Regions from separate parts of the Mus musculus genome. Here region 1 is linked to region 2. A link is a loop called in an ENCODE intact Hi-C map of the cell type or tissue named here. Cell type or tissue: left cerebral cortex. All regions are shown on one strand.

Evidence for each region. Peaks named below come from ENCODE experiments on the same cell type or tissue, not always from the same donor. Only the 100,000 strongest peaks of a DNase experiment are listed, where the experiment ranks them.
Region 1: a loop joins it to region 2, with 2.4 times the contacts of the local background. A loop is called at or near these places in 20 of 42 quality-filtered maps.

What each region holds. Positions count from the first base shown.
Region 1 is chr5:97,561,323-97,566,322 of GRCm38, reverse strand. 4930467D21Rik (RIKEN cDNA 4930467D21 gene) reads right to left here. Exons shown (of 8, transcript NR_045981.1): 6 at 2,012-2,214. Among named protein-coding and RNA genes, the nearest start is that of Gm34029, 73 kb to the left of the region's middle. In left cerebral cortex, no CTCF peak of the experiment used is centred here; a DNase peak (open chromatin) is centred at 2,365.
Region 2 is chr5:97,132,734-97,137,733 of GRCm38, reverse strand. It overlaps Gm33609 (a long non-coding RNA gene), which reads right to left. Exons shown (of 9, transcript XR_003955944.1): 2 at 4,003-4,123; 3 at 2,130-2,214; 4 at 1,449-1,861. Among named protein-coding and RNA genes, the nearest start is that of Gm33609, 3.5 kb to the right of the region's middle. In left cerebral cortex, no CTCF peak of the experiment used is centred here; no DNase peak of the experiment used is centred here.

The sequences.
Region 1 (5,000 bases), 430 kb before region 2:
TGATTACTCCTTAAAAAGAAAAATCCTTAAATCTTACACTAAATAGTATTCTGGTATTATATCTTAAGATATCTAGTCTGTATGTACAGTCTTGAGTAGATTAAACTAATAGAGCTCTCAAGGACAGATAGGTTTAGAAGACTAGAAATCTACCTGAAGTCACAATGCAGACACCAGATTAGGGAAGACATGAGTGAGTGCCTTCACTTACAGGTTAGGGGGTGCCAGGAGTGAGTGCCTTCACTTGAGCGTGCATTTGGGTATTTAGCTTGGGCATCCACAGTCACAAAAGAGAATGTGTCACACACATACAAAAAAGAAATGGAAACAAACAAATCACAATACCAAAAGAAAGAAAAAAAATCCACAAAGTACACTCTCACAGGCCTCTATTTATACTAGCACATTCTGGGGAAAAATCACTCAAAAACCTGTTACTAATCGTTGAAACCTTAGGCTGTCGACATTTTTTCTGCTTTGCTAGCCAAATAGTCATGTGCAGCAGCCAGAGGGTTAAAGAGCCAGATTTCCTGTCCCATACTGCAGCTTTGTGTGAGCAATATGGAGGACCTCATCATCGCTGCAGAGGCTCTGTTGAACATGAAGGGTCTATCCAGGCTGAAATATGTGCAGCCTTCTGGGCCAGATTTGCTCCGGAAGGGCTTCTGAGTTGGCTGTGCAGTGAACTGAGCTGTCCAGACCTGCTGTTCCACAAAGGCCAAGTATGTCTCTCTGATAGTCTGGCTCTCCAGCCAGCAGACCATGAGAAGTCTGAGCTTCACCTGGTCCAGACACTAGACAGAGATACAAAACGAGCCTGAGCTGCTTCAAGGTATTCAAGATGTGACCTATGATGCATCAGGTTATTTATATTTTGATAGACTAAGGAAAGACGTTTCAATTATCCTATTGAAGTAAAGCAAATGATACCAAATGTATAATTTCTGAGATTAACACAGTGAAGGAAATGGATTATTTTTAAAAAGTATACTCACTTAACTGTACCACAAATACCTCCAGTTTTCTAGAACAGTGCTGTTATTTGTAATATTTAAATGGAATACTTGCAATACACTTTACTAACTTTTTTAGAATAAATATATTAGAAATGTTCAACACCAAGAGAATAGGATAGTGGCCTTCTCATACGCCACTAATGTATCAACATTGCATCTTGCAACATAGAGTATAGAATACTTTTTTAATTATTTTGTTCTATCTCTATCTATCTATCTATCTATCTATCTATCTATCTATCTATCTATCTATCTATCTCTGTGCATTGTGTGTCTGTCTCTCTCTGTCTCTCTGTATCTCTCTCTCTCTCTCTCTCTCTCTCTCTCTCTGTGTGTGTGTGTGTGTGTGTGTGTGTTGACACACATGTGTGGATATGATGGGTAGAGAATAGCTTCAGGTGTCATCCTCAGGATATCTGTTCACCTCCTTTCAGACAGGGATTCCTATTGGTCTAACACCAATTGTTTCAGCAAGACTGGCTGACTAATGAGACCCAAGACCCCCCCCCCTTTCTCTACCTATCCAATGTTGCCGTCATAAGCACAGCAACTGCCATAATACCTATCAGTTCTGAATAGCCTCAGGGATCAAAATTAGGCCTTGGATTCGCAAGGCAAGTAATTTATTGACTGAGCCATTCTCCCAGATTCATTCTAGTCCTTTTTTTTTTATTTGACTCATTTGCTAAATTAACAAAACATCCTCAAAATTCTGAAAGTAAGCAATGTTATGCACAATCTTTAATATTTTATTCATAAATAATCAAACTTTAAGTTTGACTGGGATGTTCATAATCACTTTCTGATCCTATAGAGTCCTAGTCTTCAGTAATAAACATGGCCACAAATTACAAAGTCAAGGAGAAAGGTGCAAGGTTTAGCTCACACACACACTGTGGCCGAAGGCCACTCTCATCAACACCCACTGTGATTTAGCCACTTAGAGATAAGCATGGAAGATAAGCTTTGTAGGTTAGCAAAAACGCCAATGATACCATTATGCTACCTGTGTCCATGTGAGCATCATGTGTTTCTCACTTAGAATCTGGTGGAATCATATCCAGGTACACTGTGTAGCCACAGCTCAGTGACTGAAGAGAGGTGAAGCTGAGTCCAGATTAAATATAAGACACTAGATCTTCAAAGTCAGGCGCAAAAACTTAGATTCCACCATGCCCTTAATTATCAAATGTGTTTCCTGTGAAGAAAGGAGTACTGTGTAAATGTTGGATAATCTGACACGGCCATAAGGCTTAATGGAATTGATGATTACACACAGATGGGCGATTAACTCTCGAGGTTTAACGTTAAGGAAAAAAAAAGTAACTGTGCTGGATTGCTACTTAATGGAATTACACTGCCCATATGGAAAAGAACTCTACCCTAAATACACCCAGAATGACGGAACAGGTGGCAGAGTCTGGGCAAGACTGCTTGGAATGCACAAAAGCATTCTGAACTTGTAAGTGCCAGAAAGATTCCTGGAGGAAAAAGAAGAGGAGACTCGCTCAAACTGTGTTAACTTTTCTACATTCTGGAAATATGAATTGTAAAATAATTAGAAAACTAAAACACAAAGTACTTTTTTTTTCATAATGTCTCCTAGAAACCTATATACCACGTCTGTTTGGGATGGAGGAAGGATTATACTGTATGGCTGACTATTCACCTCCAACCTAAAAGCAATGTGCCGTAACCATGTCTGTCTTAATAATAGTTAGATAGACCAAAAGATCCAGTTAAGGGAGTCATGTAAAGACTACTACCTATAGTACGGATTGGACATTGCCCCTTGTCATGTAAAGACTACTACCTATAGTACGGATTGGACATTGCACCTTGTCATGTAAAGACTACTACCTATAGTACGGATTGGACATTGCACCTTGTCATGTAAAGACTACTACCTATAGTACGGATTGGACATTGCCCCTTGTCATGTAAAGACTACTACCTATAGTATGGATTGGACATTGCACCTTGTCATGTAAAGACTACTACCTATAGTACGGATTGGACATTGCACCTTGTTTCTGTGTTTTTTAATAATACCTCATATTCCCAGGTCCGTGGATAAAGAAGAGCTGTGTCTGTGAAGATAGCAACAAGGCATGAACAGCACTGAGCACTCACACAGAAAGGGACGTGTGATAACGTGATGATTCCAGTTTTGAAATCAGCGCTGAGCTGGGTGTGGTGGGTCAGGTGGTACAGGGCTCGCCTAGCACACACAAGCCCTGGGTTCAGTCCATAGCACCAGATAAAACCTGATGTGTTCACCATGCCCCTAATTCCTGCACTCCAGAGTAGAGGCTAGTGGACAAGAAAGAAGTTCAAGGCCCCCTCAGCTAAACAGTTAGGGAACCACCTGGAATAGGCAGTGTTTGAGAACACAGAGCAGAGCAGACGAAGCCTATGTACTGATGAAAGGTGAGTTATTTGTGATGACTTGCCAGCCCAGGAGTGTGTTTACTTAGGTGTTACTGCCCTTTCTAATCATCCAGACACTATTTCCCTTGGGTGCAGGGAGGTATAGAAACAGGATCAAGAAGTGTAGGGTTGTAATATCTCTGAAGAGAAGTGGGTATGAACACTAGGTTCAAATGACTGATCTTCTCCATAAATCATTATATTGAACTCTAAACTTGAAATGTATAGCCATTTGTACTGTCTATCTACTCTACTGATGAGGAATCTGATAGTGTGTTATCCTCCTTCGGTCACAGAGCCAAAGCTGCTTTCAGGTTCTCTTTTGCACATTCTTTCCCTGAGCAAAGATAGCTCTGGTGGGTTTGAGTGCTGTTCCCTACTGCCTGTGCTGGTGCCCTTGGAGGCCTTGTCAGTCTTCACTGACTGCCAGGGCTCTGCAAGACTCTTCAGAATAGCTGTAAGATGGAAGGTAAAATGGAGCACCATCTGCCATGAAATAGTAAATTTGACTACTAAGTGATTAAAAATGAGAGTGGAGAAGTCCCATACATATTTCTCCTTAACAAAGTTCTAAGTTTATCTTTGCAGTACTCAATGTTAATAGCCCTGCAAACATTTTTGTCGCCTTGTTTCACTGATACCTGAAGTACCTACTCATTAGGCCCACGTATTACTCAGTAAACCTCTATTCCTCAGCCCGCTGCATAATCCCTGCTGCTCAGGGTGATGGTCTTTAGACACGGGGCCTTTACAAATCATGATTGTACAGATCAGTGGAACGGGATCAATGCCCTCACGCAGAGACATGAGGTAGCTATGCTCTGTGCTCTGTCTCCTGCTGGGAAGTCCGTCAAGAATGAAGCCACCTGCAAACCAGAAGACAGTCATCACAAGGTACCAAGTTTGCTGATGCCTTGATTGTGTGCTCCCTGGACTCCAGAATTGTGAGAAGCAAGTCAAATTTTATTTGTCTAAGCACCCCACCTATGGTTTATTTGTTACAGAAATATGACCTAAGACAAACTTAAACAAATTAAGAAAGATATCTCAGTTCAATTAATCAGTCCCCTTCATTACATGATTTTAATTTCATCACACAAACAAAATGGTTGTGGAATCTATGTCCCCAACTTCTTGTAGTTGTATGCTCCTTGGCTTTCAATATGCTCTTATATTTATGCATTTTGCTAAATGTATATACTCTTTTTTTTCAGACTCTGTTATTTTTCAGAGAAATTTTATCACTATCAAGAGACAAGATAAACAGTTGAAACCCTTCTGGTCTGGCAACAAGACATTTCAGTTTTAATGTTGTATATTTGGATAATTAGTTTTGAACTTTGTTCTCTGATATGCTTGGGGATTTTGTTTCTTTCCTAAGATATTTATATAGATTATATCATAGAGATTATGAGTTACAAAAAAATGTGGAATTGTTTGAACTAGCATGCTCGGGTGAAAATGGGGAAGCTTAGGCTGCCTCCTCACAAAATCCTGTGTGCCATAACGATGAAACTATCTCTCAATTCCATCATCTTTTCTATGGTGTCACTA
Region 2 (5,000 bases):
GCCACGGTTTGCTATTGCAGAAAACCTGGCTCAGTTCTCAGCACCCACATGGTAGCTCACAACTGCCTATGACTCCTGTTCCGTGGAATTCCGTGCTCTCTTCTGACCTCCAAAGACGCTCACACACCAGGTGCACCGACCTACATGCAGACAAAGCATCCATACATATAAAGTGACATGCAAAATTTAAAAAAGACATCACTAGAGAGAAGAAAAAAACAACAACAAACACCATGATTATCTACATAGTCTAATACTTCACTGACCATTCTCTACACATTAAAACAAACACAACTGAGATAATAGGATATAACACTGCAGGCTATAAACTCAACTAAGATAATAGATGTCACAGAGCACGGGCTGCAAACTCAGCATACAAAACTCAGTTGCGTTTCTATATAGAATTTACAAACAGTCAAGCAACTGAAGTTATAAGTCAGTACCATGTGTCATACCACAAACCCCACGAACACCGGTATCAGTTCTACTGAAAGCTATGTGAGCCTTCTGTGGTGAAAAGTGCAAGATGCTTAGGATACAATTACAGCTTGAATATGTGCGGAGGTAAAACAGGTAAATGACCAGCAGCTGTTAAGCATTTTCCCAAATCTATGTATCCAGTACAAACCACATCAAAACCCCAGCTCCTTTTCAGGGAGAAACTGACAAACTAGTTCTAAAATGTTTATGAAAATATAAAGCATCTAAAATGAAATCCGCTATGATCCCTACACTCCCCACTGAGAACTGCCTCTATGAAAAAGGGTGGAAAAGAAATTATCCTATTATAATAAATACCAGCTTATTCCAATCTTTAATTTAAAATGTGCAAGTGCTACATAGAATAGCCTTAGATATATCATAATACTGCCGATAATGGAATTTTAGTAAGTTGCTTATTAGATAAATTTCATACTAACTAAAATAGTATCCTGTATATTTACTATATGCAATATACTATATCAGGCAATCTGGGCACAATAGAGCCCACAAATCTCATGATCCATTTTGTAGTTTGTGTTATTGAAAATGTGACACACAGATATGATTGGTCTGGGGAGACAGCTCAGCCAGTGAAATGTTTGATCCACAACCTGAAGACCTGCAATTGATCCACAGAGCCTGTGTAAAGTATCTGGGTGAGTGGCACACCCTGGTAACCCTAGTGCTGGGCGGCAGAGCCAGGGAATCCTTGGGGTCTCTCTGGCCTGGCAAACTCGTCCCATTGTCAAGTTCCAGGACAAATGAGAGACCTTGTCTCAAAAGCCAAGGGGTATGGCTACAGAAGAATTACACTCAAGGTTATTCTCTGGTCTACACAGGCACACATATACAGGCATATATGCATTCACAGTCAGATACACACAGAGTCTTAGTTAGAATTTCTACTGGTGTGATAAGACCTGACCATGACCATAAAAAGGGAGAGGGGAACGCTTGCTTACCTGCTTTACACTTCCACTCCATGATTCAGCATCACAAGAAGTTGGGCAGGAACTCAAGGTGAAAGACAATGAGTCAAGGAGGAATGGAGAGCCATACAGAATGATCTGTTGCCAATGCTGGACACTCACTGCTTCCGAATAAGCTATAAAAAGCACAGGTCACTTGACAGAAGTATCTGCTGGGCCATTCAAGGCTTCTCCAAATAAGCTATGTAGTTCTGTGGTTGGGATAGCGCGTGAGCAGCAGAAGAGGAAGGGGTGTTTACTTTCTCCCACCCACCTTCTGCTTCCTATGATCAGAGATTAATCCAGGACAATGCAGCACACTCCTGAGTTGAGTCATTAGCTCTTTCGGTGGTGGATAAGACTCTAGGTACCACATACAGCTGTGGGCTTCATGTGAACTGCAAAGGCTATGAGTATCATAGGTTCTGTGTTAGAGCTGGTGGTAAGCCACAATGACAGCTTGGGATGAGAAACTAACATGACAAAGGGAAACTGAGGCAGGCTCTAAGATCTGCCTCGCATGCTAACAACTTCTGTAAAAGAGACATTTAGTTAAAGTGTATTCGTTGAGGTTTTGCCAGTAGTCTACACAGTAAACAATTGCTAAACCTCAGAAGTTTCAAAGAAACAAACAAACAAACAAACAAACAGAATACCCATCTATTTCTCTCTCACCTGTCTGCAGGTCAGTAATAAGTTGGCAGAGCTCAACTAGTCCCAGACTGGCACAGATTCAAGCTGGTTTCTTGTATCTGGGTTTCTGAAACTCAAGCAAAAAGAACTCTGGCTAACAGTGGCATGCTGCAGTCACGGCAGATGGCAGAAATATAAGAGAGGCCAAAGAAAACAGCCATGCCTCTTAAAGCCTTAGTTCAGAACTGACACATTACCATATATATATATACAACTCAAAACTGTCACTTATTTTCTCTAAAAAGCCTCTCTGTTCTAGTACAACTTACTGTTCATTTCTTCTGGATAATCCTTAGTGACTAGTATATAACATAACTGGGGTATTTTTGGCAATTGGTCTCCTATTCGTAGCCTTATTCTGGATCTGTTAAGGCAGCCGTTATTTGGCCATCTCTTCCTCGTGCTAAGACCTGATAATTGAATGCTCGAATGGTGCTTCATTAGCAGCACCAATTGTTCCTGTTAACACAAAGACCGAGGACATTTAGAGACACTCCAAGTGCTGTTCATTCATGAACTAGAAGCAAAAGTTCCTGTGCTCTGGAGACCAAGAATAGCCTAGATGTTCCTTAGCCTTCTACGCACCATGTGTTTAGTTAATTAACACACTCAACTTTTTCCTCTTTTTCCCCTTCTCTCTCTCTCTCTCTCTCTCTCTCTCTCTCTCTCTCTCTCTCTCTCTCTCTCTCTTTCTCTCTCAACTGCTGCCAACATTGCAAAGTCAAAATAGCTGTGGAGGGACAAGCTGTTCTGCCTCGTGCCTCATCAACATTCCCTGTTCAGTGTATCAACACACAGGGAGCACACAGACCCCCATGCTACAACTCCTCAAAAAAAGTCCCCTGGTGGGGATTTTCTTCTGAGGAAAGCATCAGAAGAAAGATGGCACTCTCCTTCATACACAAAGTCACAGCTAGAAGGCATGAATTTAAACTATCACTCATTCCTCGAAAAGACCTTATGCAGGGTCATACACTGAAGACAAGATTAAAACTTGCAAAGGCATTTTCTTTCCAACAGATCAATTTAAAATCATTAGGAGAAGCTCGCTGGGGAGAAACTCAGTGGACTCACACTCTAACTCAAAGCTCCTCAGTCTGTTGGGGAGCATTGTAATTTCAAACAGTGACTGCTGCGATCATCCTGTATCGGGTAGATAAGATGGCTCAGAGGAAGGGTGGTGAGGTGAGATGCTCCAAGCTACTTTATTACAGAACCCAGAGCAGGAAACCAACTTTGCTATTTGAAATGGGGAGAGAGGGGGGGATCACTAAAGGATTCACCTACTCATCTATATTTGGACACATACAAAATTGAAGTGTTTCTCTTACTCGTGTTCTTATTGACTAAATTGATATCTACCTCAATACAAAATGGAATGAAATACCATAAGCCTAAAAGCAGAGTTCACTGATAGAGAAATCTTTCATTCGGGGGACATATATCATCCTTTGTTTAAAAAAAATTAGGGGGGGGGGGTCAGTTTAGAGTAGATTCTGAGAGTTACTTCATACTAGGATTAAAGGAAGGGATGTTTCTGTAGTTTTCAGTCATTATGGAAAGTATTTCCCGCAGACCAGGAGGAACTTTTAAGGAGTAAAGGCACTTTTCGTCACGATTGACAACTTGAATTGGATTATTCCCACCTCCTGGAACTCACATCGTAGAGGGAGAGAACAGACTCCTGATAACTATCCCTTGATCATGGCGTAAGTTCCTTATCCTGGTGTTCCAGCCCCTCGGGCATCAGTGTCTCCTACTAAAACTGAACTGCCTGCCAGAACTGCTACAGGAAAGGGGAAATCCGAAAAACAGATAGCTCTCTAATTCTTAACTCCTTGAGATAATCACTTACCAAGGGAAAGGGTCTTCTTCGGTTGTTCTCATGGTTGGTTGGCGTCAATGATCTGGGCCTGTGAGGTAAATCATGTCAAGAGCTGAGAGCAAATGGAAAGTTTCTCTCCATGGCCTGGAAGCTGAAGAGGAGGTCCTAGTAGTACCATTTCCTTTGGAAGTACACACTCCCCATCCAATGACTTAAAGATCTCTCACTCGGCCCCACCTCCTAAAGGTTCCATTACTTCCCAGTAGCACTCTACTGGGTAAGCCACTACAACACAGTCTCTTAAGCGCCCTGAATCTCTCTGGCAGAGGCATATTTACAGGCTTCAGGACTCGGATGAGCACTTGGAGGCCTCACTTCTCCACTCTGTCTACTAACAGAAACTTTAGCACATCTAAAGGCAGGGCAGTCTGGGAAACATGGCCTTTAGTCACTGTTAGCGAATCTCTTTAACCAGCAGCTTCTTTTCTGAGCTAATGAAACTCATGTGAAGGAAAAATATACAATATATATATATATATATATATATATATATATATATATATATATTAGATATACATAGATACAGATGTAGATTGTTGAATGATAGACTATAGCAGTCGAATAAGAGAACTTCCAAAAACTGACATTAGAAGGATTTTTATATCAGTGTCTCTGCAGTCTGAATGTGAAAAACTACTTCCATTCATATTATGGCCCTAAATCATAAAGGAAATGTACGGTAGCATCATCTTAGCAATAGCAATGTCTGAGCATCTAACATGCGTTAATAAGAAAATCAAAAGCCCAACAAAATAAAAGTTGCCTGTGACGGCAGCTGTTAAGAGAAGCAAGACATTCTCCGCCCAGGATTTCCTAACCTGATGTGGCTTAGATAAATCATCTGAGTTAATCAGCAGTTTGGGCACCAGAATGGAAAGTCTGTCCCCCAATATAGATGATTTGGCTCCCTAGCCAATCCAGAAATCACAAAGAACTGCTAATACCTGTTTAAGCCTATAAGTTAAAAG